2 separate regions of the Mus musculus genome follow, and region 2 is linked to region 1. A link is a loop called in an ENCODE intact Hi-C map of the cell type or tissue named here. Cell type or tissue: gastrocnemius. All regions are shown on one strand. Links, peaks and the distances in the headings refer to the core of each region. The heading gives the core; the rest is flanking DNA.

Region 1 (13,366 bases), core at 5,056-13,055:
TTTATCTAGCTTTAATGGGATCTATATATGGTGCACAAAGATTAATTTTTATTTTTTATTTTAATACTTTTTGTGATAAAACATAATTTGCTAAGTGAAACACGTCTAGCTGTCTCTGTGTCATGCTGTACATTGATGTTATTATGGGACACTCGCCACCATTGTTCCACAGAACCCTCACTTTGCCAACCAGAAACCTACCACTAAACAACTCCCAGTTCTTTGTTTCTCCAGACTCCAGTGACAACTCTCTGCTTCCTCTCTCTTTGAGTGTGATTATTTTAGGTCCTCATGTGACCAGTGTTAGTGGTTTTTCCTTGGGATCTGGCAGACCCAATGATCTTATAAAACAAGGAGAACGTTTGACATGTCTCTAGGATGCTCTTGAAGGTCTGAAAGAATACACATTGCTGGGCAGTGGTGGCACACGCCTTTAATCCCAGCACTTGGGAGGCAGAAGCTGGTGGATTTCTGAGTTCAAGGCCAGCCTGGTCTACAGAGTGGGTTCCAGGAAAGCCAGGGCTACACAGAGAAACCCTGTCTCGAACCCCCCCACCCCCGACACACACAAAAGAAGACCAAAAAAAAAGCAAAGAAAAAAGAAAAAATACACGTAATGCTGTTAATCCACACGTAAACACATGCCTTTCACTCCTCCCTGTTTTTATACCTGTTTTTATTCTCTCTTGCATAGTTTTATCTGCTACATCTCATGGCCAAACACACTGTCAGTATTTTATGACTGCTGTGCTATGTAAAAAAAAAAAAAAATCTGTAAAACCTGGGGCACATTCTTGTGACCATAGTAATCCTTGGGGTACCCGTCACTGAAGAGGAACTGAAGGTCACTATCAGAGCCTTTCTGCTTCGTAATCCACTATATGCAATGAAATTCTTATCAATGTGGTAAAACCTTTATTGTTCTCATTCCATGAAGCAGCTTCATGTGTGCTCAGAAAATGACTTTTTTTCCTTATAAAGTTATAAATTACAGTATCTCCATGGAAAAGGCTCTAGAAAAATATTTGCATTGGGTGGAAACTTTCTGAACGCTGCCATAGAATTTAAACACTTGGGATGTTAGTTCTTCATGTGCCATGAAAACCTTCATTGTCTAGAAAGTGAATTCATTCTAGTTGTATCTAGATCCAGACATGCAAAGATGATACAATTATGACCCAAATTAAAAGTTCCTAGAGTAGTATGAAAACATAAACATAATAGCTATATACCTTTCATTTTCTTTATTTTAATGATTCTTTCTATTAAACTAATAAAATTTATTTTAAAATATACAACCCAGTATTGATATTTTTAAGTCATCAAAATAATTCATAGTAGTTAAATGACTCTTAAATATACATGATAATTTCTGAAGCTAAAAGTAATATGCACTCAACCAGTTTTTAAAATCTATTTGGAACATTAAACATGATAGAAGTAGAAAAATATCTGTTATGAAGCCCTCAATGAAAGAAAATTGTGACAAGTTTTTGAATAGACAGAGACAACTTTTTATATATCATTTATACTTTTGTGTTTTTATCTGATTAAAAGAAGTTTGAAATTATGTATCTTCCATGTAGGTCAGGTTAAAATAATTTATGAGAAATCAGTAAAAACAAGTATTGACCAAGAAAAGAAAGAAAGGAACTCATGAGCGACTGCATACTTACACAGTAACAGTACAGTGTCTTATATTTCTAAATAGTTTATTACATGAATTTGTTTATTTCTGTGTGTGGTAGGGGTTGTGTTCATGCCTGGAATATAAGTATCTGTCAGACGATAGCTTGTAAGAGTTGTTTCTCTCCTTCCACCATGTGAGCTCCAGAAATCAAACTCAGGTTGTCAAGAGTTGGTGACAACTACTCTTACCCACTGAGCCCACCAGCCCAATTGGCATGAATTTGACAGTAACTGTTGTTTTCAAATGTTGAAGTTACTTTCTATTTATTCTATATGAAGAAATATATCTCCTCTCCTGGATAGGTCAAGCCAGAGGGATACACTGGGCAGTTTTTACTGAGTCCAGAGTGTCTACAAGGCAGGCAGGATGTTTTGCTTTCTGCCTGCAGCAGTCCTCCCAGAGGTGACTGCAGGGGCTCCAGATCCCCTTGTTTAAAAAAATAAAAATAAAGCACTGTCCAGAACGTTGTTTGAGTCTTGCTAAAGACATTTTTGAGTCTAGAGGCTTGATGTGACTTCCTCTGAATTATTGTCCCCAGATGGTCATGGTCCTTACCATTTTTATCCCTAGATATCTAATGCAGTATGAGCAAAACTAATTTCTATCCTTTCTATTGCCAAAGCTAATATGGTCTTGGATTTTTCAAAGGCAAGGGAATCAGTATAAATGAACATATTTATAATTCCTTAAGAAATATAATATAAGAAATATGAAACCTGACTGAATTATAAATTGTAGATTGTAAGATAGTTAGTTTTATAAAACAATCTATTTATCCAGGCAGCTAGACTTCTAGGCCTGATGCAAAAGGGGGGCACCCTGTTATTTCTCTATCAGAATTGGTCAGCTAGAGCCCTACCCCTGATCTAGCCACAAAGCCCCAGAACCTCACTTAGCCATGTTTCATTTGGCTATTTGTTGAACTTTAACCCTGTTCTCTGCTTACAGAGCTAGAACCAAAGGGCTTCTTAACCGTAACTAAATGTTACTTCTAGTCTGTATGAAATAGTCCAGCAGGAGTCCAACTGTTGGGGCAACAACGTAAAGAGGAGTATTTACTGTGCAGGGTCACAATCACTCCCTCTTAGGAAGGGATTATATGGAGTCTTTCAAAGGACAATATTGCGCACATCCTCACAAGCACGACTCTCACAGCATCTTAAGTTGATGTACTACAGAGAGATGCTGGGCAACAATCTACTCCAAGACTATCTGCCTGGACTATAACTGAGTCTAACAGTCCACTGCTGGAAATATCTTCCCCTACATAAAGGAATTTTGAGTTTAAAATCTCCATATAAAACTGATTAAATCAGAAGAAATCATCTTCTTAAGTTGTTTCCTTTGACAAGTTGCTGTGAATTTGTTTCAAAATGGTTAAATATTCAAATTCAAGGAGGTTTAGTTTTGGGGGGGAAAGTCAGAAAGATGCCAAGCAATCTGGGTACTCTGAAAAATAGAATACCCAAGGGAAAGCATTAAAAATAGGGAATTTAGGTTTCTCCGAGAACCGGGAAGGACGTTGGTGTAGAGGACATTGGCTACCATGAGGTCCGGTCCGCTGTTGCCCAAACCACAGATGCGTGGTCTTCTGGCCAAGTGTCTGCGGGTTCATATTGTTGGCGCATTCATTGTGGCCCTGGGAGTTGCCGCTGCCTATAAGTTTGGAGTGGCTGAATCAAGAAAGAAGGTGTATGTAGAATTCTACGGAAATTATGATTCCATGAAAGAGTTCGAAGAGATGAGGAAGGCTGGTATCTTTCAGAGTGGGAAGTGATTTCAGAATGCAAAGAATTCTTTGGATTGCGCTCCATAGAAGTTCATTGCTGACCTGCGCTCCTGAGCTATGAAACATGAATATGTGGGCTAAGGAGTAGTTTCTTTCAATAAACAGTAATTATACGGACAGTAAAAATAAATAGGGAAGTTGGAGAAGAGAGCATAGCAAGCAAGGTGAAAGCATATATGAGCAAGGATCAAGGAGGGCAAAACTTCATTTTCTCAGATCTGCCAACCAACCGTAATTCTGACCTCTGCTTTCCCTAAAGCAATCACATTCACAAAGTAAACATACACTATAATGGCCATGCAATTATCATGTACAATATAATGGAATGGGAAGAGCGCAAAGACTAGAACTTGAGGCCATGGGAGAAGCAATATTCTTAGGTCTCAGGAAATGTCATTAAGGAACGGCATCAAACCTAACCTAAAAGCAAACCTTTTCTAACCTTTCTGTAGACACCTAATGACCTAAAGAGCCTTCCTCTGAAGCTTACTCCAGGGGGATGGCACTTGTCCACAAAGAAGGTCTGATTTGGTTTCCAAGCAAGATGGCCTGTGGATAGGTGCATGATACTGACAGATCTGGAGCCTCGTGTTTCAAACACTTAGCTTTGGGACCATACTAACAATAGAGACCTGTGTGCCATTGAGGCTTGCTTCTGGAAATCTCAGATAGTTCTGACAAAAGGGATAAAATGTTTTAAAGCAATGGTTTTGAGTGTCGTCCTTAGGCCAGCATCACCAACTTTACTGGAACACTAGATACAAGTCCATATTTCCAGTTTTCACCCCCAGACCTATTCACCAAGTCCCTAAAGGTTGGGGAAGAGGAGCAGTAACTTTTCCCAGCATGCCAGGTGGTTCTAATTCACACTGATGTCCCAGAGTGTGTGGTAAAGAGTGTCATACCTCAGAGATTACACTGAGCTTCCATCATTCTCCAGTCACCTAGCTTGAATGTTTTAGTTCCTTATGCCATTCGGATCAGTGAGACTAATCCTTTGTTTTCTCCAAACCTCAGATGTTTAACCAAGCAAATACTTTTTTTTTTTTTATCTCACAAGAGTATCATCATCATGTAGAAAGAATAAAATAAAATTTCTCCTCCATGTATTCATCTGGTTAGGAGACAACAAAGTACTATTCAAAAACTTTCATGGCAGCTGAACTGGCATCAGTAGGTTAAAAATCCGGCAAAAACTATTTTTCTTATATGTTATTAAATACGACTTTTGATAAAAATATAAATATGTCAAATATATGTTAATTATGACCCTTATACAACTCAGGTGTAAATGAAGTAAAATTTGGTAATCTTTCCTCCCTTCTAATAATGGGCTTTTCAGGGTTATGGTGCCTGACTCTATCTGTGGACTGCCTTTTCACTGAGTGCATAAGCTTGTATGTGAGGAAAAGCTTCAAACACAAATTCAGGGCCATTGTATGTTATTACTCAGAAACTAACCTTTTACATTTAAAATGTCAGAAGCACAGTTACATTATTTCATCCATGCCCTGTTATATTATTGAATGCCTGCTCTTCAGTTAGTATTATAACATTTATCTCCATTTTTAAAAAAGCTTTAGGTGAGCTCCTAAAAACGAGGTGTGGGGTTCCCATTCTATGTGTGTTTGTAATTCAGATTCATTCTGCAAAGCGATTGCTCTTGTGCTTCAGATTTCCACACAGAATTATATCAGTTTTCATTTTTCCCCCATCTCTGGCATCTTCCATAGTTTTATTTTGCATTTCTTGGACCACTGGTCACTCAGACCACCATTTTTTCCTGTAGTTGTCATTGAAAACTTTACCTAAGAGTCAAAAGCTCCCCTGCTTCTGTATGCAGAAACTGATGTCCTATGTTACTGTCAAGGAATGGTGTAGTAAGAGTTTCTAGTTCTCAGCAGTGTGGACAAACATCACCTCAACGCATGGTTGCAGTTTCTCTCCAGGACTGCTAGTGTTTTCAGAAACAGAGATGGATTTTCCTTGGGCTGAAGAATAGCCTTTGTTTACATGTTTGGACCCACTCTGGGATCTGGGAGTTTCTCACTAGCTAGCAGATCAGCCCTTCGTTCATTCAGGAGCCCCTGCCTTTTGCCCAAGTAAGGCAATGATGTGCACTCCTGTTTGGTTTCAAAATTGTATTGTGGGGGTTCACTGACCTTATTCTACTGTCTGAATTTTTCAAGTGGAACACTGACTAGAAGAGGGTTCATGGGAGCACAGCCACACTGCCATGTTTCCGAATCGGTTACTCAACAGTACCGACTCAGTTCTTTACACTCTGCTTAGAAACAAAGTAATGAGGTAATACTGACAGTTAAGTGATGACTTTAAAATAATATTAGAAGTAGATCAACTTTCTACCAATTTGTCTATAATAAAACACAAAGTACACAAAGTCATTTCCCAACTCTCTGAAACGCTCTTTGGAAGCAAAAGCCCTCTGTAAAGTCAAGTGCAGAATGCGGCAGGAAGATCATATTTGGCTTCTCCAGCCTGCAATGTGAGAAATTCCTTTTCCCATAATAATGTTAAGGAGGCTAGACATAGCCAGACAGGGTTCTCTTTCTTAAGTCACAGAGGTTTATCAGGTCAGGCAGTTTCAGCATTATGTAATCTCACCTTTCATCACCTCTTATGTGAGTCCAAACTAGCTCTTTCTTGACTAATGTGCCTCTATTTGTTCTTAATGCTTTGAAATGTAGCACCCTCAAATTTTACCTGCTACAAAGTCCTCCAATTTTTTTTTTATCATAAATGATGATATATTGTCTCTCAATTCAATGTTGTAATTTTGATCTAAGTTTTTTTTTTTGGGGGGTTCATTTATAGATTCACACTGACCTTTCTCATCACCCTGGTCAGTATCATTCATCAGCTTCTTCAAAGGAGGGTGGCGTCATCTTCTGATGCCCTACCCAGCTTACTACCAACCTCCCAAAGTCATCTGAGGGCTTTTAGCTGGTAGAGCTTGACACATCCATCTCTTGTCTGATGAGGCAGGACAAGGGCTGCCTTCAAAGACATGAGCAGCTATTGCCACCAACACCATGACTAGAGGCCAAGCCCGAGCCCCAGCAACAGCACCTCTCTCCACATGCCCCCTTTGCTGGCTCTCCACATGCCCCCTTTTCTGGCTCTTGAGACTGTGGGTAATACTTGGGATAATTTGATACCCTCAGCTCCGTGACAGTTTGCCATCTATTAAAAACTGAAACTTATTTATTCTCCAGCGAGGCGGTTTCAGTTTTCTGGTACTAAAATTAGACTGAATCTTAGGTCATGAGATAGTCTCTTTCTTGAAAATGGTGTACTAAGGGGCTGGTTACTAGAGATGAGAGTTCTCTGGGTTCATTGTGTCCAAGTACCATTGTATTCACCTGGATAATTCTAGATCCTGGTGAATATTACTCTTGAGTGGGTTGAATGGTGTGTTCATATTTTCACTAATCTGTCATGAACTAAATGAACAAAATGAAACAATTCATTCACGCTAACACAGAGTATAAATGAAGAATAATGCAAGATACTTAAGAGTGGTAAGATTTAGTCTCTAATTTGTGAGAAGCTTGCCATGCGGAGGAGAGAGAAGCACATACATGGAAATAGTTATAGCTTCAGTGTGAAAAGTGTCAGAAAGATGATAATCAAATTAAATGACAAGGCAGTCAATGACAAATCTTTCAATTTGGGACAGCATAAATTTCACAAATGCCTTCATTAAGTAATAGTGTATGGCTCCCTTATGAGCAGTTTCCCTCTTAGAACTCAGTTTCAATTACCTATAGCCAATTTCCATCCCAAAAAATACTAAATGGAAATTTCTAGAAATGAATCACTTGTAAGTTTTAAATTCCACATTTCCCTCAGTGCTGAAAACAAACAAAAAACAAGCAAACAAACAAAAAACCCAAACCAAAAAACCAAAAATCTCTTGCTCATTCCTACTTCATTATCTCTGGAAGTAGACTCAGCCTTTGCTCTGCGTATCCATGCTGTGCACACAGTCCACCAGTAAGTCACGTAGTAGGCTTCTTGGTATCAAATTGACTACTGGGAATTGCATGGCTTGTCCTCAAGTGACTCTCACATAGTGACATAAGCTTACAGATCAGCACATCATGTCAATATTGCATCATGTACATCGCCTCAAGAAGCAAAAGTATATTTTTATTCTACAAATATTCGCACAATGTTATAACAACCTAGTATTTTTACTTTTGCTAGCTTCATGCCTAGTGAATAAAGTAGAAATGTTATCATAAATGCACATATAGAGATGAAACAGTGTTTATAGATTTTGATGCTATCAGTGTGTTTTTAGACATCCACAAGGGGTCTTGGAATTACTACATAGATAATAGGGCACGCCTGTACTTGCCATGGAAGAGGCTCTCAGGTTTTCCTACGTTTAGTGAAGTAAAATGAATATCAACATCTGAAGGTATAGAGAACATGCAGACTAGATTTAGAGATGGCAAGAAATCCTCTTCTACTGAAAAAAAAAAAATCAAGCACAGACAGGACCTTGCAATGAAGTGTGGATTTAGAAGAGTGGATTTAAGGTGCTTGCCAGGATTGTTCACTGCTTTTGCAAGGCTGTGAGAAGCTGAAGAAGGCTCCCGAACTGCTAATGTGGTGAGTAGAATTGGGTTTTAGGATGAGTATTTTCAATAGGACTTGAGTTAGATCATAAAGAACAAAGGCTAGGGTACCATGGCCAGTCAGGTTGTGAGTATACATCAGGAAGTGCCAATGTCAAAGACTGGGTAACACGGCCAGTAAGGTTGTATTTATGTCAGCAGTAAGTGCCAATATCAACAAGGGAAAAGAGAGAGAGAAAGAGAACCAGAAGGCACATAAGGATAAAATTGACAGTCTTCATACTTGGAAGTCTAACAACGAGAAGGACGACAGAGGAAATTCCAAAACTGTAGATCTGGACCTGGCTCTCCACATGGCTGTCCTGTTCATAGAGACATCAAAGGTAGAAGGAAAACATTACATGTCTCATTGGAGATAGGAGGCTTGAGTATAGACAAACCACTCCCATCGTGCTGACCTTTACACAGAAGGGCTGAGTAGATGTTAAAGACACTTTTACAGATGTCCTTTGGATGGGATTCTGTATTTTTTACAGTGACTGGCATTGCTCATCAGCTCTGTAACTGTATTATTCACTCTGCTGTTCTCTGGCTCATGATGTCCCAGAGCTTAGAATGAAAGAGTATTTATGGTGAAATTAAGTCTTAAAACTGGAGTTTTCTCATTATTAGTGAATCGCTAGCCTGCCTGAAACAAGTTTTTATTTTTATTTTTCAGAGGGTAGGGGGGGGTCTGTTTCTTCTCTCCTTAAACTGTAGTGATGGATTTGCCACAAAATGAAGAGCCTGGTGACTCAGCAAAATTCTGAAACTTTAATAGCTCCTATAAAATAAACCTAGTATCAAAATCAAACTGACTCACCTCTGTGCTATTGTATTATAGGGGGATTAAGGTGGATAGTCTACACAAATGGTTTTATTGGTGATCATATTGGCAAAATGAACATTTTCAGTTTGTCTTTATTTCTCATGTATCTGACTCTGTCATTAACACTACTGATATTTTCCTCAAATATTATGACATATTAGTTGCCAAAAATATCTGATAGAATAATGGACAGACACATTACACCAACTACAATCAGTTGGAAAAGATCAGAAAAATAGCATTTATGGTAGTAGTAAAAGTGTTAGTTCATCATTTTATGTGAGTTATCAGATACTCTTCATGTTCCCCTCCCATGAGTACATGCACATTTCATTTAATTACATAGTCATTCAAGTGGTTGATTGCCAGGGTTGAACCAGGACCCTGCACATGCAAAGGACATAATGTTGCTGAATCAAGTTCTTGGCCTTATCACCACATTTTTACAGTAAAATATCTGTGTCTTTTTCAACTCAAAATTTAGCTAATCCTTTTGACAGCCTAACTATACAAACATTTTCAACTCTTGTCCCCTCATAGACCTATTTTCTTTAGGATACCATATCTATTCCTATCCTCAAACTCTACCACAGTTTTATGAATTCTTGAACAAGTGTCCTCTGCTCCCTAGTAGCCCCCAAAGATGTCCACGGGGTTGGGGGGGGGATCTCTAGAACCTGTGCACATGTTTCCTTGGACTGGAAAGAGGATTTCAGTGTGGATAAATCAAGGACTCCAGGATGAGAAGAGTCTTTACTGGAAGATGAGGAGCAGAGGGAGAAAAGATCCAGCGCTGCTGATTTGGAGCTGAGACATACAGACAGCTTCTAGAAGCTGGAAGGAACGTTCCTGTCTAGGCCCTTTAGAAAGAATACAGCTTGCCAACATATGGTACTGAGCCTGCTAAGACTCATTTCAGACCTGTGATTTCCAGAAATGTCAAGAGAAGGATTTTGTGTTCTTTTAATGCCACCGAAATTTTAGGAATCTCTCACTCCCCTGCTGCTCTATGATATGCCATGAACTTTTGCCCACACAGCTTTAGATGTCCTTCCCAGGGAGTGGTCACGGTATTACCAAGGCAAGTTTAACGGTCATGGTAGCTGAAGAAGCAGCACTTGCAGCTTGGTTCACAGAAGAGAGGATGCAGTGGTCTTGAACACCTTCCTACAGTCTGTTATATCTATAGAAGGAACATGGTAGTGACAGTAGGTAATGAAAACGGAGATGGGTTTAAGCCTCTAAACTTATTGGCTTTTAAATATAGAGGTTTTGTGAAAGCAAACATTCAAAACAGATTATGAGGTTTTTTTGTTTTTTGTTTTTTTTTGTTTTTTCTTCCAGAAACAGGAAAGGTATCCATGCCATTTACAAAGGCAAAAATGGAAAGGCAAAGGAGGGGGATGGAAGTCAAGCCTTGCAGTTTACACTTGGGTGTGCCAACTTGCCTATCTTCTACTTTCATTCCTTTTAGTTTTAATGTTGAATGACCAGAACAATTTTGATTACCTTGTAGATTAATTAATTAAGGTCAGTAGTGTTAATTTCATATTAGTCTATGTTTGTTATTTTATCATCTTATAAATAAGGTCAATCAGCTTGATTTTTTTATTAAATAGAATTAGTGAATGTGTCAAGTAGGGCTAAAGGAAGTAAAAGGATAAAAATCTTTTATCTTTCTGGAAGGATTTAGAAACTTTGAAAAACCAACAAGGACTTATTAGGATTCAAATGGTTCTTTCCTTACCTTTGTGATTTTTTTGTTTGTTTATTTATTTTATTTCTTTCCATCAAATGTTAAAATCTGGAAACATAATCTGCATGGACCATTAGCACTCATTTTCCATGCTCCTCCAAGGAATGTAGTCTACTCATTAGTATATCATGTGCAACACCAGCAAACAGGTTTGAGCCAGATAGGGTTGTTTTCAAAATTTATGTGTGTCCCAAAATATCCCATGGAGCTCAAGTGAGCGACAGGCTATATGCCTCTGAGAGGAGCTCACAGTGTACCAGGCTGCCACAGTGTGTGGCATCTCATTGCATCTGCTTCTATCAGGTTCATATGCACATAACAAAACTAAGATAACTTTAATAAAGCTAGGCTCTTTCTCCAGATCCCGTTCTGGCTTCTCTTCTAGTTCCATGGCAACCTCTCTTATTAAACTGAGGCTCAGCACCTTCTTCCACTAGGTAAAATAAGAAAGGTCCTGCTATGATCATTGACATCTCATAGAATCTCATGTTTATTTATCTGTTGGCTGACCTAGGCTGTTTTATTTTTAAATGTTACTTGAATTTCCCTAGGCCTTGTCCACCAAAAGAAGTCACTTATTCATAGAATTAGACTGCAGACTAGATTCTCCTCACACCCTGTCCAACAGAGCTTCACCAAGATGGCTCTAGAAATCCTTTAATGTTCATATAATCAGAAACAACTCTGGACATGTTCCCTCTGGACATGAAGTGGACTTTCTATCCCATAGCCAGAATGTGCCATTCTTGACTAAGGCAAAATCTGTGAAATCTCTGAGAACCTTACATTTTCTTTCCATTTTTCATACGTAGCAGTCAGTGCTGCTTGTGCTTAGTGGCTACTTTCCACATCTGAGTTTTTTATGTGATCACTGTGCAATAAGGACCTATGTGTTTTTTGTTTATTGCTAGCAGTTTTAAAATGTAAAAATATGCATTTCTCCAATATAACTTCCTTCGCTTAATTACCTTTTGTGGATTTTTCTATGTTGATGCGCATGATTCTCTTTATACTCCATAATACAACAATGCCACAACACATTTCTCCATTCTATCACTGGTTGATACCTAAGCACCTCTCATTTTGGTCCATAAAGTACAATAAAAATACTTTTAAAGATTCTTTCTTGTAAGGTATGTTCCAGAAACAGTATATATGGAAAACAGGCTAAAGAGGTTTCATTCTTCAAAGGTACATTTGGTCATAATTGTCACAGAAGGTCACATTTCTTGGGGTAGGATATAGCACAGGGGAAGTCACTAAGGTGAGGGGTACTTCCCAGGAATAACGACCTCTTTCCTTGCAGTTGATTTTTTTTTTAAAAACTACACTATGAGTTTTCATAGTATGCCTGTTCTGTATCATAAACATTCTCTCATATTTTCAATATAGAGCTGTCCAGTCTCTTATATTGGTCATAACCTGTCCCCTAATTAGGCAGCCTGAATAAATTTACCACCTTTTCCTTTGTGAATCCCTGACCACGGATCCATGAATCGTCTTGACTTCATTTTCCTGATCTAGAAAGGACGGGGATGATAGGGATTGTTTAACTGTGTGACTATGAAATTCAGAGTTTATATCTGGGGCCCTAGGTGACAAGCCAGTCTCTTCCCATAGTGAGATGGATGTGCCTCATCCTCTTTCATTGGGTGGGATTTGCTATTCTACCTGTCCTTATGTTTTCCCAAGCATATGGTCTGATCAGCTTCCTAAATGACTGCTCAATTGCTGTAGATATATCTCAGTGGTAAATAACTTGCCTAGTGTGTACAAATGTGGGTTCAACCCTCAGAAGCCATTAAAAATTCTAATGGGGACTTGGGCTCCTGAGAGAATTTTTCTAGAAAAGGAATCAGACCTTCTCTGAAGTCTAAAGGATCCTCATCTAGGCACACAATGCTGAGATCTTCTCCTATACTGCATTGGTTCAGTGACAATAGATGACTGAAATGGCCTCCTAATTGGTTTCTTTGATCCTAACAATTTTCAATTTAAATCTGTTAGTAACTTCCCATGTCTTATAACATAAAATGACTTTGTATGTGCAAGGCTCCTATTGACTTCTTTGAACTTATCTTATTGTTTCTCCCTTTTCTCTTCCTCACCCCTTTTCCAGTTCTGCAAATACTACATCACCTGAATCCTTAGTCTCAAGTCTTATTTTTTATTGACAATAGTTCTGTGGGGTGAAGGGACAGGGACCCCTCCGTTGTTTTTAACTGGACTTAGTCTAGTTAAATTCAGTCTTGTAGCTAAATTTAGTTAGAAGTATTAGAAGGAAAGGAGAGGTCTACGTTTTACTTACACAACTAAGATGCTTGGACCTTGATTTTCCAGCCATATTTCATTACTGAGAAAAGATGGAACCAGACGAGGTTTCCTCACATGACTTGAATTTGTTTTAATTGAATGCTTACCAAGCCTGTACATGCACAGTTTGCTGATGCCCCATTAGCTAACCCCAGGGCCAACACTAGAAGTAGTCAGTATAGAATCCTGTTCTAGGGGCTCTCTACAAGACAACACCTCATTGTGTTAATGTTCCATGCTCTTTTCTCTCTATGGCTATTTGTGTGTATTTTCCAGCCAAAGAAGTGAATAAAATAGATAGGACTTTAACTAATCTTTTCCAAAGGGGGAAAAAAAGCACAAA
Region 2 (17,048 bases), core at 5,617-13,616, 65 kb before region 1:
AAGCTGCCTTCTGAACATCAGAGGTAGACTGTCAATGTTAAAATATATTATGCTCCACTACTAAATTTTCTTTTAGCTTTCTTCCCCCTTTAAAATTAAAAATTGTCATTCGACCTTTAAAATCTTTATACCAATTAACAAGATTGTTAAAGGTGAATCTTGATTTTCTTTTTCTTTTTTAATGTTGGTTTATTCTTAGGTCCACCCTGGAAGAAACACACAAGCTGCTTTCTTAAGTCAGGCTGGCAAACTGATTTTACTGTGAGACATCCTATTCCAGGCTGTGAGCCCTGTGGGGTTCACTTTAACCATGTTCTCCATGTCCACACCCATTTAGCTTTCCTGGAAGTCGTGTCTTGTAAGTATTGTCAGCACATTCTTTAGATAAATGGAAGTAAGATAGGGGTGAAGGGACAAGTTAGGAACTCTTGGAAGTAGACAGGCTGGGCCTGGGATGAGAACTTTGTACTTGGTTGCCCTTGTGGAGAAATAAGTTTTGTTTCTGAGCCTCAAGCTCTTTTTTTTTGGAAAAAAATCTAGAGAAACGCAACATCCCGCAAAAGGTGTCTTGCTAAGTCATTTCTGCACCTTTCTCCTCCTCAGGCCTGAATTTGCTACCCCATCTCCTAGCCAGTCTTCACTCATACTAATGAAGGAAGTTCATGGGTTCAGGGTCCCACCGGCTCTTAAGGGATTGCGTTGTCCGACTACCCTTAGGAAGCATCCTTGAACCGAACTGAACAAGCTGAGTGTATTTCTACAGGCCGGACTGTGAGACATCTGAGGACCACGCCACCAGTCTAGCTCTCAACATCTATTTCAGCTTTTGCGGTCTGCAGTCCCCAGTTAACACGCAAGTTGGGCTCACCTGGTCTGAGCTCACAGTCATGGGCTCTTTGAGCAGCAGCCACACAATGCACTCCTCGCAGGGCGGCGTGGTGAAGGAGCCGTGATAGGTCCAATAGTCCCGGCAAGCAGGGAACAGGCATGATGGGTCAAAGTGTGTAAAAGGGGCCTCCTTGCCCTGGAAGACACCAAGCAGGCTCTCTAAGCTGGCACGTGCGCCAAGCGCCCCCTAGAGGCCTCATCTATTCTTTCAGGAGAAGTGATTTCAATAGCGAAAGGGAAAGCAGACATTTGAATAGGTTCGGGCCCTTCACTAGTCAATCACAGATGAAAAGGAATCTGCTTGGTGTTCAAACTTTATCTGTCATAGTCAGGGCAATATGTTATGCCTTGTTTACACGATGGGTGGGACTGAGAGTCTGCCCTTTCTCCCAGAGGAGACTCAGACTGGAGTAGAATTACTTCTTGGAAGTTTGATGTGACGACTTTCACTTTAGTACATGCCATGCTTAGAATACTTACTTCTAGTATTACACCTAAAAGCAGCTCCCTAGAACAACATCAAAGACAACTAAAATGTGTCTATTAGTTACAAGAGTTTACTGTTAATATTTAAAATATATGGGGCTACCAGGAAAGGACAGTACCAGGATCGAGAGAGTGACTGTGCCTGGCCTGAAGAGCCTCGGCAATCCTGTGCCCACCGTGGTAGGAGAGAGGCAAGCAGACCCTGGGACCTCCACTTTCTTCCTAGGGAAAGTACTGATCTGACAGGCTGACTAACAATTGAAATAACAGCTGTGACAGTGCTCTAAGGTCTCAGCACTAACAAATTTACTTTTGTATGTAACGTAGGGTATCAATCAGACAGTGACAATTGATATTGTCTTAGGTTTGTAGAGGGAAAATGGTTCACCCTTACCTTCGTCTTAATTTTGTCCAGGGCATCAAGAAGAATCTGGAACTCGCCTTTCTCCCGTCCTATCTGTAAGAAAATGACATCAAATGAGATATTTTCCCCTCTGCCATAATTGAAGATCTTCTTAAAACTGATTTGACCCATCCACATGTAATCAGTATTTATGTCTTCCATATTCTCAGGTTAAGCCAAATATAAGTTTATTTACCCTGAAAGATTGTAGAGTATATATTTTCTGATCTAAATTTGGATTTCAGCTCTCTGAAGTGCAAAACCACAAAATTACATGTTGTTCCTTGGCCCTCTGCAAAGTCATCCCATTCTTTAAAAGAGTAAAAGCCAGAGCACACTTGGTATCCACAGCCACACCCACACCCACTGTCTTTTTTTCTCACAGTCAGTGAATTCAGAACCTAGAACAAACTAGGTCACTTGGAATGAAAAAAGTCGGATTTTCACTGCAGGCTTAAAATTCAGATTGGGTTACCATGAAGTTCACGTGTTAATGACACTAAATCCACTTTAAACCAAGGTTGGCTGAACAACACACACATTGCTTCTGCCACCCTAGTCTGAGATCCTGTGGGTGGCGGCCTCCCTAAGCCAAGGAGAGGTCTAGCCAGGCGCCTGGCATCACAGACATTCCCAGCACTGGCTTTCTGGTTTCCACTGTGATGGAAATAGAGTATTGGAGAAGGAAAATGAACACCGTCAGCCTTTGCTCTTGCCTTTGGAAGCTTTGCGTCTCCACCCTCACACATGCCTCAAACAAAAGAAAGGATGGAACACGTGGTCTCCTAAACATTAGAAAGGGACTACATCCTGAACAAGAAAAAATGAGTGTCAGTATCTACTTCACCTTCAGGAAAATGCCAACCACAGCGATGCCATCAGGCTGCTTCAGAGCCTCTCCAAAGGTGTTATACTTTGGATTCCAGTGAACCAGGTGAAGCTGCAACCACCAAACACAGGTTGTGAGATAAATCCTTTGATATGGAAATGGGCACTATTATCCACAAGAGACCCAAAGGTGTGCAGTCTCACGGTTGTTACTGAACATCTTCATGGAAGTTGGTGAAATTCTAAATATTAATAAGCAATACTTGGTGACATTTCAATAGTTCAGATAAAAATTGTATGGAAGCTCCTGTCCCTGCTTAGACAGAGCTCCAGTGTCTGGCTTATCTTAATTTAGGATGTGAGCACAGCTTTAACAATCAAGTTGTCCATAGTGAGTTACTTAAAATAGCAAGAAATAGTTCATAGCTGCTAAAATGTTATATTCAAGTTCAAAAAATGTGTGATAATTCCAGACACAAACATCGCACTCAAAGCCTTTTCTACATTTGAAAAAAATTAGCCTGGACTTTCTCTAGTGGTGGAGGAAAACTCTAGCAGAAAGATGTTCCTAATACTCTATTGCTTTCTTCTCTCTAGATTGGCTGTAGAGGAATGGCTATACCCTTCTAAATGTGCATGGCCAGGCCTGGTCAGCACTTGGAGTTTCTTTGAGTTTACTTAGCCACCAGCTAAGTGGCCAGGGATGCCCGAGGGATCAGATACAGTGTGTTGCCACAGCCACATTTCTGTCCCACCCCAATGCTAATCACCATCTGCCTTGGAAAAGACCAAAGCAGAAAAAAAGAAATTTTGTTCACTTCTTGTCAATGCTATATAGACCTGGCTTCCTAATGAAAACAGAGGAGACCTATCTTATTCCATTTGCAAATCATTGCCTTAAATGAGATGCATACGTGTATAAGCATACTTCCTTAAGCAAGCAGAAAGGAGGTTTGTAATTACAGGAAGCTGTTTTTGAAGCACTGCATATACTCATAAGAGTGGTATCTGAAGCTAGTTTGTACAAAGAACCCCAGGCCCAGCCACTGTGCCTCTGTTATGTAACCCTCAAGGGTGTCAGCTGCCAATTTGTAACATTGTACATAAGGTTGTAGCGGGAATCAAAGGAGCTAATGCGTACTGGTGCTTCACATGAATTTGCTTCCTTATTGCCAATTTGTAACATTGTACATAATTTGTAACATTGTAACAATAATTTGTAACAATTTGTAACATTGTACATAAGGTTGTAGCGGGGATCAAAGGAGCTAATGCCTATGGGTGCTTCACATGAATTTGCTTCCTTATTGTTCTGGTTCTATTCAAGTCTATGGTCCATTTCTCAGTGTAACCTGGGGAATACTCCCGGAGGATGCTAACCCACTTGCCCACTTCTCTCTGACCTAGCATATTTGATGGCTTCACTATATGTTAAAGCTAAAACATCTTCAGTGAGAGGCTGAAGCAGAAAGGTTTGTGTTCCTAACTTTCCCATGGTGACTGTTAGAGACCTAGAGTGAATGGGGCAGGTCCTCCTACCTCAGCAGCGTATTTTACTCCGTCCACGGTGTGCTCAGAGCCGTGGTCATCAGAGGAGCCCCAGTGAAGATGGAATTGGCGAAGTCGGTAGGGTCCAGAGAGAGGACCACCCCTCAGCACTGCGAGTAAAACAACAAGGTCAACTGGTGGATTCAGTTTGCCTCTGCAGAGCTCTGTCTGAAACAAGCATTAACGAAACAAGTCTTGAAACATGACTCTGTGGATAAAAGATGTCACCATCTGGGAATATGGAGTCACTCCCACCGTGCTTGTAACTTGAAGTCGGAATATATCAAGGTAAGAATTTTCTTTTCTCTTAATTTTGCTTGCATGCCTTGTCATCTTAACACTCTAGAAAACAAATTAAAGCAGCAGAGGTACTATGAGGGCCCTGAGAACAGATCAGCAGTACAGAACTGTTGGGAAGAGCCACACATTTGACAGGACTTAGGTACTGTTCTGAGGTCACACTCTCATTGTTGTGTGATCTCAGGCAAGACACTCAACTTCTCTGAACTGGTCTTTGAATCTCTGAGAAGGTGATAATAATTCCACACTTTGTGAGCTGCTGTGAGGATTAACTGAGATTTAAGCTCATCTCACAGTGCCCCTGTCAAGGACCATGGGGCAGGCAGGAATTCCTTTTTCAAGTCCCACTTTTAGTTGTGTTTTTCCTTAGATGACAAGTGAGAACCCTGATGCACATCTGCTTTAGACTGTGTCTACTCAAGTCAGATGGGACAAAAGTTCAGGAATGTCCCAGGAAGCTAGTCCAGGTGGACGGCTCTATATGATCATTCTTGGGCATTAGTTTGGGCTTGTACAGCACTTATCTTAATCTCTCATGTAATCTGGTCTCAATTCCTTCTGCCTAGAGAGTAATTTAAAGGTGCAGATATCTTCCCAAGGATGATGAAAACAGTACAGAAACTCTAAAATCAAGATATAACAAGGTACACCCAATGCAAATTGCATTGTACGGCAGCTGTTTTAGAAAGGCTCGTCTTCTTTCAGTGAGACAGGAAACCCCACAGTGCAGACTTAAGCAGTAATTTTAGGCTTGAACCAGCTTGATCATATGGAAGGGAAGTAGTTTGATTTTTTTTTTTTTTTGTAGTTTCCTGTTCAATCAGTGGGAATAGCTATGATTTGGATATGAGTCTAATGTATTTACTAAATACTATTCATTTATTAGTAATTATTAGCTTAGTTCATTGTTAATTATTTATTATTAACCTATTAGTTTTCTAATCATTAAATCTCTAACATTCAACTATTTTTCTTTTAAAAATGCTATTTCATGTGTTTCGGCTTGGTGAGTGATACTTTTATTTTGTTATTTTTCTTGTTATACTTTTATTTTTGTTTTTTGGTTTTTGTTCTAAATGATACTTCAGCTTTTAAGTCAAAGAAAAACTGGGAAAGGGTAACATGTAACGATAGCTCAGGAAGTAGTAAGTTTTTGCTCTCCTCTTACCTTGGAAGGGAGGAGTTGTCTGTCACTCTATCATTATTTCTTATGACATCACCAGAATGGCCATTCTTGTTTAATCAACAAAGGATATTTTTAGTTTAATGAAGAATGTGGTTCTAGAAAATTGCATTCTTACTTACTAAAGACTAATTCTCACTTAGATTTATTTGCAACAAAGTAATGCTTGTTTTTTTTTTTTTTTTTTTTTTTTTTTTGGAGACAGAGTTTCACTCTATAGCCCAAGCTGGCTTGGAACACATTAGAAACTCAAAGGTCGCTGCATATTTATGGCAGTCCTCTTACCCCTGCCTCTTGAGTATTGGGATTGCAGGTATGAGCCACCAAGCCTTTCTGAAATTTCAAATTACCTGAAATTAGTATTCAAATATTCAAAGTATTTCAAATTCATCTTATTTTATTTCACAGATCAGTTACTAATGTAGGTTAAAAAAATAAAACCTCCCATGAATGCTTCAATTCCACACTAACATTGATCCAAGAAAAAGTGGTCATATACATCAGAAACACTCACCACAAAGATACTTCCTGAAACCAGGCCTCTTTAACTCACACAGTGACCCTGCCTTTTCACATTAATTAGCCTCCTTCCATCCGCGAGGAAAGAGAGGACCCATTTTATTTCTTTCATCATGGTTGAATCTGTTCTCCATATCACCAGGAACCATAAAAACGTTGTCTCTCGGTGGTCAGAAAGCCCATGTGGACTCTCTGTCCTCCCCTGGGGATCCACACTCTGTCTCTGGAGTGTTTTGCTAACTTTTAGCTTGGGCATATGGCCATTTTGCAGCAACGAGAGGGTGTGACATTCCTCTTCATTGTGTGAATATAGTTCTCCACAACTAAAGCCAAGTCTAAAGTCATCTCCATTTCAGGGATAAACTTCTCCCGCTTCCCATAATTCTGTTACCGTGTCACAAATTGCGTCTTGCCATTAGATACTGAACACACTCACGTGACCCTGCCGAAGGGCTATACTTACTAGACCTGTCATAAGTATCATCAAACACAACTCTGCAGGTCTTCCCATTGTTCAGGATGGTCTTAGCAGAGCCAGGGTCATAAGATGCTGACCAGGGCTGCAGAGAGGGGTCATGCTTGATGTCTTTAGTATGCAGTTCAATGGGTGACTGGTTGTCCCCTTTGGCAATTGGATAAAGTTCATGCCAGTGATCAGGACCTAGGAAGTAAATGGAAGAGAATTTATTCATTTAATAGTACAGCTCAAGGCCTCTATTTAGTGAACTGTGCCAGCAAAGTGTACAGAAGCCAAAGAGTGACTGCAGAAAGGTCTCTGGTTCAGATTGAGCAACACAGCACTTTGATTTCAAACCTATTTAGAAGCTTGCTTACCTATGCTCAAAGAGCGTTCCAATCTCCACATTCCCTCCCCTGGCTTGAGAACCATGTAGCCAGAAAAGCTTATCTTTGAAATGAACCACAGATCGATCATATATTTTTTGGAGTACTTTGCAGCTTGGAAGGGATATTTTCTTCTTTTTCCCAAGGCTGACTTGGTCAAAGCAAATATTGTTACCGGACCCCAAGCTCAAAGAGGCTCACTTCTCAGTTTCACAGAAAAAATTCAACTGGACCTGACTTCTGGCTGAGTGACTTCTCAGACACATCATCGGACCTTAAGCTAGTTATAGTGAGTATGTCTCTGAGCTTCAGGTTCCTCCGTGGAAAGGAAAACAGTGAGTCGTGTTAAAGACCAGCAGCATGGAACACCAGAAAGTTTTCACTATATGCTAGTTCTTAAGGATTCCTCCCTGCACACCTGTGCAATGCAGATACACCCTGTTGTGTCCTGGCCCCACTCACCATTGTGGCTGGCGTAGCCCCACTCCTTAGCCATGGTCACCTTTCGTGTTTCTCAGCGCTGGACAGCTCCTGCTCTTTCTTGCTCCTGTTGTCCGGCAAGGTCTCCAAGAGTTCGCTCTTTTATATAGATCTCCTGCAGTGTGCATGACCTTATTAGGTCAGCGGTGAGGCAGGGGGCTAAACTGGATTGGGGTGGTACTCAGAAGGCCGGGGGCGGGAGAAGCCAATGAATTACAAGAGCTGGACAGCTGTCCGGGTGAGAGGGTAGCAGGAGGGGGCAGGGAGGAGGCGCGGAGGGGGAACGGAGGGGGACAGAGCCCCCCCTTTCTTGGCTCTGCAAGAGCCCTGGCTCCTTCCTTTGTTCACTTTGCAGGCTACCAAGCAGCTGAGCTTTCTAAGATCTCCCGCTTTGGCTGGTTCCCTCCAGTTTTCCTGCACTTGGGGGTCTGGAGGAGCAGCCGGCTCATGCTGCAGTCTGGTGTTACTTAGCAACTAAAAGTTGCACCCGCGGCTCTTGCAGCCTCTCTCAGAAGACTTTTAACTCAGAATGGAGGACCCGCTGCAGTCTCCGGATGCTGGGGTTCCTTTCCCTGCAGGAATCCGGTTAGGACGGAAAGAACTCCTCTGATCCTCTGACTAGTGCGTGATTCTCCTACGGAAAACCTGTAAAATTCTGGGAATAGAGATGAGGAGGAGTCTGGGAGTGCCCGCTTTCCAGTCCCGGTATCCTTAAGGGATGAGTCTGTAAGGTAGACTGCTTAGGCGTCACACCAGTCTAGCTTAGTTTGTCTAGTACGACTCAGGAGCACAGCACTGGATCCCTGGCCAGGGAGGGACTCTGCACCCTAGCCTCAGTCAGCAGCAGTCTGGGACAGAGCCACAGAGCTTTGCTCTGTTCATCTCAGGGCACCAAGGATACCCGAAGTTGAAAGGGTACAGTCAAAAATGAGTACACTACATAAAATTTTCACTTTCTAAGACATAATTAGAGACAAGGAAAAAAAGGAAAAGGTCTATGAAATCGGTTTGGGAGCCGGCTGCGCGGGGCGGGGCGGGGGGGGGGAGCTCGTGTCTTTTCTCTCAGTTTTAATGTGTTTTGTAATGCAATAAACCACATAAACAGAGACTAAAACTGGCATATCCCACTTGTGCATGACAAAGGTATAATTAGAAATATCTGGTTATGGCTCACATGAAAGAAGCCGGTATAATAGATGTTTGCAATTCTATGTATCTATTATGAAAAAAAAAATCTTGTTTGGGCAAGAATATCTTGAGACCAGAAAGATACACCGTATCTTGGAAATGTCTTGAACAAGATCTCTGCAAGCATTTTCTTATAACTTTTACTTTTATAAAAATGACGTTTTCATTTTGCTTTTCCTCGTGGGTAACAAAACCTGAGAAGGAAATCTCTCATCATGGCAACGAGAGCTCATCAGCTAGGTATGTGGAATGGCTGACCACACTCAGAACCTGGACGCCAGGGGAGTCAGTCTCTAGGGTATTTTTGTGACCAGGGATCACTTGATCCACACAATAGCACTGTGGAATCAGGAACTCTCAGTTAGTTTGGAAGATCCAAGCAAACACAGAGAAACAAATACCGTTAGCTCTAAGGGTGTATGCATGCCTGGGTTTCTAGCTCACCGGGATGGCTGCTGCTGTATGTGAGATTAATAGAGGTGCTTTAAAGTTACAGCCACATGACTGTTGATGAGTAAGCTGTAGTCTCATTCCATGCTGTCAACTGTGACACAAACTCTGACCTGGATGATCAGGAGACTGATAGCTAAATCTTACCAAGATTTATTTGAAACTGAATATTGAGATAAAAACACAATGAATTATAAATGCAATCTAGTAATTTGTAATGCTACTACTGTTTATGCTTTAATCTTTTTAGTGCTTTTTAAATGCTTTATTTGCACCCTAACAATGTACATAGTGGGGCGTATTTTAAAAAGACACTAGGTAGAATTTGCAACTAATTTGGATATAAGTTTGCAAACAGTACTTTGGATAAAATTAGTGAAAACTATAATTTAACATAATTCGGAATAACTGTGTAAATATAAGCCAGGAGCAGTGGCTTGTGCCTTTAGTCCCAGCATCAGGAGTGAACAAGGCAATCATGTCTCTATGAGTTCCTGGCCAGCTTGGTCTACATAGTGAGTGCAAGAGCAGCCAAGGTTACATAATAAGGTCCTGTTGCAGAGAGAGAGAGAGAGAGAGAGAGAGAGAGAGAGAAAGAGATAAGGTCCTGTTGCAGAGAGAGAGAGAGAGAGAGAGAGAGAGAGAGAGAGAGAGAGAGAGGTAATTATATCTCATTTGAACTCATCTGCAAATAAATTTTTCAAAAAAACCTGATCAGCAAATTATCACATTCATGCTACTGAGTTACTGCAACTTACTTAACTATATATTTCAAAATTGCCTACCCTCAAAGGAAAAGATTCTTCCACATTGGGAATAAGACTTTTAGGCTTTAGGAGTTGGCTTGAATAGGAACAGTTACGAGAATACAGGTAGGAGAAAACTAGGAGAAAAATAAAAGAGCTGTTAATAATGATCCCCTCCCATTCTCCCAGCAGAATCATGGGAAAGTTGGTGCAGTGGGCCATTTTCTGGATTTGTCTCCCCAAATGAGTGTATGCAGAGAAAGAGATCAGGGGGAAGAAAGGAGAAAAGTAGGCAAAGGAGAGCCCTTGGCAAAGTCAGCTTGATCATATTGCTAAGCTGAACGTAAAATATTAAAAGTGATAACATTTAGATTTGTATTGCCTTACTAAAAAAGAAAAACATGAACTAGGATTTGAAGTAGTTTTATAAATCAACTCAAATATTTTGTTTTAGAGCATAAGTTTTTACTAACGTTTATTTTTATAGAATTTTTACAGAGTAAGTTCTAAGAGAGAAATGCAAAGAAAGGCAACAAAACTTAGAATTTTCATAAAGCTATCTGACTGTGGTGGACAGCCCTACTTTGGCCTTTCCCCCTCTTAAATGTCAGCTGAAGCTTGGCTAAGGATATGCTATAGAAAATGACAGGCTTGATTCCCGAGTCTGCTGCTAGTGACAGCTGAGGAATCTGGACCCGGCTTCTCTTTGGCCACTGTTCTTGGCAAGGCTGGAGGAGAGCTGCCTGAGTGCCTACCCTAGCTGGGATATGCCAGGATGATCACTTTACTTGAAAGTGGGAGCATGAGTCCCAGCACGAAATCCTCCCAGATCCATCAAGTAAGAGCTGGTCATCAAGGTCCATAAATTCAAACTGGTTTCTTCCAAACCTAAATGGTTACTTTCATAGTATAAATATATTATATTAAGTATACAGATACAGTGTATTATATACTATATTATATATAGCATATACAATAGATATAGTACATTAAATTAAAGCATATTAAATGGAGGGAAATGATTGAATTTCATAGTTTATTTTCTTAGGATCAAACGTTTGTCATCAAAACTTGTTTCTAGTAACCTAATGATAATGTTTGTTTATAGAACTTAATAGGCAGAGTCTTGTTTTGTGTGTTTTTTGTTTGTTTGATTGTGACTTTTCAGAAGGATTTAAGCTGCTTGCCTAGCTTTTTGTTTGGTCTTAGGTACTTCCTATGGGAAATGGAGGAAATAGTGCCTATTACAAGGTTCTGTTGATACTTACATGACAATATATAAGGCAATTGATGGGGATGTGTTCTTACAAAACCAAGGTTATATTTTGTAGAGTGAAGAATATGTTTTGTAGAGCACAGTATGGCACGTGGCGGGGGGAGAGCGTGATTCAGTGAGCCCATGCTGAGGCATCCTTCCCCACCACCAGGTACCAGCCATATGACCAGTCTAGTATAGAATAGAGTTTATTTGGGGGTATGGGAAGGGGAATTGAGAATGAAGTAGAGGCAGAGAAAGAGAGAGGACAGAAACACATACACACACACACACACACACACAGAGAGAGAGAGAGAGAGAGAGAGAGAGAGAGAGAGAGAGAGAGAGAGAGAGAAAGAGAGCAGACCATTGAGAACATATGAAGAGAGAGGTAAGTAGGGGAAAAAGGAGAGAGGGAAAAAGTTGTCAGAGAGAGAAGAGAGTTAGAGAGTCAGAGAGAGGGGGAGAGGCCAAACAGTTTTTTGATTGTTTGTGTACTTTTTAAAATAGCAAGCTGGACCTACCTGGCTGTTGCTAGGTAACTGTTGGGCAGAGTGTAGAAGAAATGTCAACAAACATAGCTTTGGATAGTAGAGTGAGTACTCAGCAAAATTAGTGTCTCTCCTTGCTCAGCACATTTATCATCTCTGCAAAGTCATCTTGTAGGCCATAAACAGTGCCTTCCTGGCATGATACAAAGTGTAGGTGCTAACCCATAGACATCGTTACATTAAACATATGTCTTGAGTATATGAAATAAAAGTTGATACTCACAGCATTCACCCTTTCCTACAAACTGTCTTGTTATGCTTGGAGTAATCATGCTTCGGCCCTTTGCTCCATAGAATCATAGCAAACCATTCATCCACAGAGAGCCAATTATATACAAAATGCATTAATCCAACTCCCAGCACTCCAATAATACCTAAAACTCATCTGAGGAGCTTTAAAAATATTCATGCTACTTGATGATCAGGATTTTTGTTTCCAGTGAAATTCATACCGCTAATGGTGTTTCGGGCATTGTCAAAGCATGGTATACATGCTCTTCATCCATCCTTAATGGCATTTCTGGTATTTTCAAAGCATGGTCTTCATGCTCTTCATCCATCCTCCATTGCATCTATAGGCCTCCTTTACACTTCCCATAAGGCATGTATTCTTCCTTGCTCTGTATCTTTTCACTGTTTCCTTTGGTTCAGCTGTTCCTTCATTTTTCTATACTTTATAGCTTAAAACGGTTTATATCAGGAATTATGTAGACTGTCTCATATGCATAAAAATGACATGTTCTTGTCATGTATAAGATCAATGATGCATTAGACTGGTCTTTTGTTTCCAGCTTCCATTCTAACTCAAGGCTAAGGCACTTATTGATGTTGTAATGACTTATGCTTGGGGAGAAGAAACAATACTGTATCTACAATCATGTAAAGTAGTTTGCTTTCTGGGAAGAAAAATACATCAACGTCATTTCTATAGGAGCTAGAAGAACATTATCTTGATTCCCCTGATGGTACTCTTTGTATACTTCATAATATAAAGCATTGTGACTCTCGGATGATTAGATGCCTTCTCAGAATAGCACTCACTCTTCTCTGCGTTCCTAACAGTAAACAGTGTAATGCAATTACACTTAAAAATTAAAATGTTAAACGAATTTTTATTCTCAGGTTATGAATTTAATTGAATATCTATTTAAAGAATTTAAGTGTTAAAGGGTTGGCTTTTAAGTCGTAAATGCCATTCTGCAAGACATTCCTGGGTGGGCCCCACATCTAGAGCTGACATTCTAGAGGCTTAAGAAAAGACTTCTGCAAAGACTTGGCTCTGGACAGGCCCTAGGGAGGACAGAATCTGGGTAGAGGAGGACATGTGGCAATGATGAACAGTGCACACAAAACAGTTGTTTATGTGCTTGCCAGACTCACCACAAACAGCCATACTCCAGAGAACTAGTCGGTTTTATGAAACCTGACCCATTCTCAAGAGGCAGCCTTAGCCCATGCATAAGCACAGAGCCACAGGTCGAAGTCACCTTTTCCTAGTCCACACTTCCTAAGGTTGCACCACCCAGCCCTACCTCACCCACGATCAAGCTCCCAGCTCAGAAAGATTTGGGAGGCAAATGGCCTCAAAACACAACAGTATGTTGCAGACACTGGGATATTGGAGACTGAATTTCTTCACCTTCCATGTAACAGGGCACATTATCATCTTCACTGACCACTCTAAAGTGCTATTACTCATTTTTTTCTAAAGCTTAGTAGTCAACAATAACAGGACTTTTCACTTGGGACATTGCATCTTATTACTATTTTATCCTGTTTATCCAAATAAATAATGAAAGTCTATTCTTAAATGTTTTAAATGCTGAGTACTAACGTGAGAAACTTTAATATTGTAAGAGTAAAAATAGTTTCTATAGGAATGTTATGCAAAATGTAAATGAAGAAAATACCTAATTTAAAAAATGTTATGCAATATATCTCTATTTTTCTTCTTCATTTTAAGATAAATTTTTATTTTATGTTCCACAAAAAAGAAAGTAATTTTAATCAAACTACAACCAAATGCTTTAAATAAACTACCAATTATGTATTACTATTCCCTATACCTGTAATACAAAGTTATGGTTAATTATATTTCATTGACTTAAGAGAGTTATTTAGACATTTTAAAACTTTATATTGTCCCATAATCAGCATCCAAATGCTAACACCATTGCATACACTAGCAAGGTTTTGCTGAAAGGACCCAGATATAGCTGTCTTTTGTGAGACAATGCCAGGGCCTAGCAAACACAGAAGTGGATGTTCACAGTCAGCTATTGGATGGATCACAGGGCCCCCAATGGAGGAGCTAGAGAAAGTACCCAAGGAGCTAAAGGGATTTGCAACCCTATAGGTGGAACAACATTATGAACTAACCAGTACCCCAGAGATCTTGACTCTAGCTGCATATGTATCAAAAGATGGCCTAGTCAGCCATCACAGCAAAGAGAGGCCCATTGGACTTGCAAACTTTATATGCCCCAGTACAGGGGAATGCCAAGGCCAAAAAGTGGGAGTGGGTGGGTAGGGGAGTGGGGGGGGGGGTGAGTGTATTGGGGACTTTTTGGATAGCATTGGAAATGTAAATGAGGAAAATACCTAATAAAAAAATTTTAAAAAACTTTATATTGATTCTTAATAAATTTCACATTATGCCCCTCAATCTCACTCATCTTCTCACCCCTTCACATCTGCCCTCCACTCTTGCAACCTCACCAAATAAAAACAAACAAATTAAAAAACAAAACAAAAATATTGCATTGTGGAAACTGCAGTGTGTCACAGTGTACCCTTTTGTTCACACCTCTTTACTTGCAAAAATGTCCATTGCAAATGAGTCATTGGTCTGATTTGAGGTCTCTGGCTTCTGTCACATCATCATACTGGATCCTCTCCAGGACTCCTCTCAGTTACCCTGCTGTTATCCTGTGTCAGTGAGACCCTACAGTTTTGTATCTGTAGAACCAGCCCTTTCACTCAGCCCCACAGTACATAGGTAGGGTAGATGTTGAAGTACACCAACTCAGAGCTGTGAGTATGGGTCTGGGTGGTAGTTGAGGTGGTCAGCCTTTCAGCTCTCCTGCCTGAGAGGCTACCAGGGCTAGCTCTACTTTGCTGTAAGCAAGTTAGGGTCTATTCAGCCCAGGTGCTGCAGTCAGTGAGAAGTGGCCAGGTCTCACCACCCACTGGCCAGCCTTCCTGCCTGCTGCAAGTAGTGAGGGTGAGCAGTAAGGAAGCAAAGGGTGTCTCTCTCTCTTGACCACAGCAGATGAGGGGAAGGCTAGCTCTCCAGCCAAAGATAAGGGGTGGGGACAGCTCAGCACAATGCTTAGATGTCAACAAGGCCTTAGACAGTAGCCTTGATCAGAGAAATCTCCATAGCCTTTGATCACAATTCAGGTCATCAGCATCAACACAGACTCCGGCAGGACCATAAACCCAGACATGACCCTTGGTGGCAGCCATGGCCTTGGGTGGTTGTGCAGGCTCCTCATGCCTGCTTTGTAGTCACTGAGTCTCCATTTTCACCTTTCCCCACAGTGTATGAATTCCTCAGCTTCATTTTCTTTCTCATGTCTCCACCACAAAGGTACCCACAGAAGGCACTTGGGTGATTTCTTCCAGGTCTATCTGGCTAGAGTGAGCATTTGAGTGTTTTCCTTCCAGCCACTCTGAGCCACGGGCTATTTGGACATTTTAAATTTTACATAGATACAAAAAGAAGCATATTTTTTGGAAAAATCATATATGTTATTTGTATAAATAACTTTGTTATTTTGTTTTATTCTGTTTAGTTTCCTCCAAACCTATAACGTTTTTGAGAAATTAATTTCTGTGATATAATATTAACAATGGCTATAAATTATAGGCAATTGAAATCTTATTTACAGATTAGCATCTGATTTGATATTTAAATAACTAAACAAATATGAAGTCTTTAAGTGAATTTCCTCAAGCCAGACACTTATTTGTTAAAAAGTACCACTGTAAAGAAAATGCAATTGTGGCACATAATAGGGTTAAGCTATGTAGTCACCAAGATACCTGTAGCGTATACTTAAATGTACAAAACACATAACAGGGACCAAGAGGATCTGCTATGAGATCAACCAGCATCACTACCATTAAGTATTCAGCTAATCTGAGCCATCCAGTTCACCACTGTACAATGGTAGAGTATCATTTTCTTGTGACCTTGAAAAACACTATGCATCATGAATATTTACTAATATGAATTCCTGCAAGACTAAGAGTATCCAAATAGGTCTCTATGAATGGCAATATCTAAAACATGTGTTTTGTTACATCTAGAATAAATATTTTCTTGGAGACAATACAATGTGCGACTAAAATCTGTGATCTTTACAATAATAGTTCCATATCTGAATTAGCTGTACTAGAATGTGTTTTATTAGTTCATTCGTTTATTTTTTTTATATTTTCACATATCAGAAGTATTGAGAATTATGAGGACTTTAAGGAATTTAAAGTTGACACTAATTTTTTTTCCTTATACCAATTTACTTTAACCTTGAGATCTAATAGAATTTGACAGAAACAAAAGCTGGTTTTTATAATTTCATAAAGCTAACTTATCAGAATGCCCTATTGATAAAGGAGCAGAACTGAATGAGAAGTACTTGTGTGGCATGCAAAAGTGAGTTGCAGTTCTTAGGATAGACAGGCAGGCCTAATGAGGCTCAGAAAAGCAAACACACTCTGTCACATTCCATAGGCTAGAGCACCTAATTACTGTTAGGTAATATTTATAAATGCCAACAAATGCGACAGTTGGAAAGCATGTCCACAGTTGAGAGCCAAGAAAGTATCAGTCAGACAAACTGAACCTGTGGGATACAGTAGGTGGGTTTGTAGTGGAGGGGGAAACCCTGCTGCAGAGATCAGAGTGTCCTGTGCTGGCTTGAAGCAGCTCTGTCCTGTTGCTTCCCTCCATTAGTCCCTCATTAAATGCTGAGTTTCTGTTGATATTAACCTTAAGGACAGTTTATTCCACTGGACTCTATGAGAGCTTCTGTCCTCAAGAGTGGTAATTCTAGTTTCACATAATAGTCATTTGTTATTGACCTTAAAGACGTCCTTCTTTTCAGAAAGTACCAGGTACAAAAATCAAATAATTCACAAAGAAAGTTCTACTCTGATGAGATGGATGGACCTGGCTAGCTCTGCGGGCAGAAGTTCACATAAGAATTCCTTGCTCACAGCCAGGCTGATGCACAAGGCGTTTCCAAGATAAACAGGGCTAGACTCCCTATTTGGCAGCCATTGTATTCAGACTCGCAGCACTTTTCTAGCCTGTGCTGTCTTTCACACAAGGATCAGAAGTGAGGCTGAGAGGCACGGCTGGTCAAATCTTTCA

What was found. A loop is a pair of places that touch in the nucleus more often than their neighbours do. Peaks named below come from ENCODE experiments on the same cell type or tissue, not always from the same donor. Only the 100,000 strongest peaks of a DNase experiment are listed, where the experiment ranks them.
Region 2: a loop joins it to region 1, with 2.7 times the contacts of the local background. A loop is called at or near these places in 2 of 42 quality-filtered maps.

The regions. Positions count from the first base shown.
Region 1 is chr3:14,792,454-14,805,819 of GRCm38, reverse strand. It overlaps a transcript of Car1 not described here and the pseudogene Gm16399. Among named protein-coding and RNA genes, the nearest start is that of Car1, 21 kb to the right of the region's middle. In gastrocnemius, for the core only: no CTCF peak of the experiment used is centred there; no DNase peak of the experiment used is centred there; H3K4me3 peaks cover 349 bases; H3K27ac peaks cover 7,630 bases.
Region 2 is chr3:14,854,018-14,871,065 of GRCm38, reverse strand. It overlaps Car3 (carbonic anhydrase 3), which reads right to left and starts at 7,528. Exons shown (of 7, transcript NM_007606.3): 1 at 7,461-7,528; 2 at 6,619-6,816; 3 at 4,145-4,263; 4 at 2,625-2,717; 5 at 1,769-1,831; 6 at 869-1,024. The coding sequence starts at 7,494. Gm41999 (predicted gene, 41999) reads left to right here and starts at 7,001. Exons shown (of 4, transcript NR_168331.1): 1 at 7,001-7,287. In gastrocnemius, for the core only: no CTCF peak of the experiment used is centred there; DNase peaks (open chromatin) are centred at 7,799, 8,266 and 10,579; H3K4me3 peaks cover 3,982 bases; H3K27ac peaks cover 5,733 bases.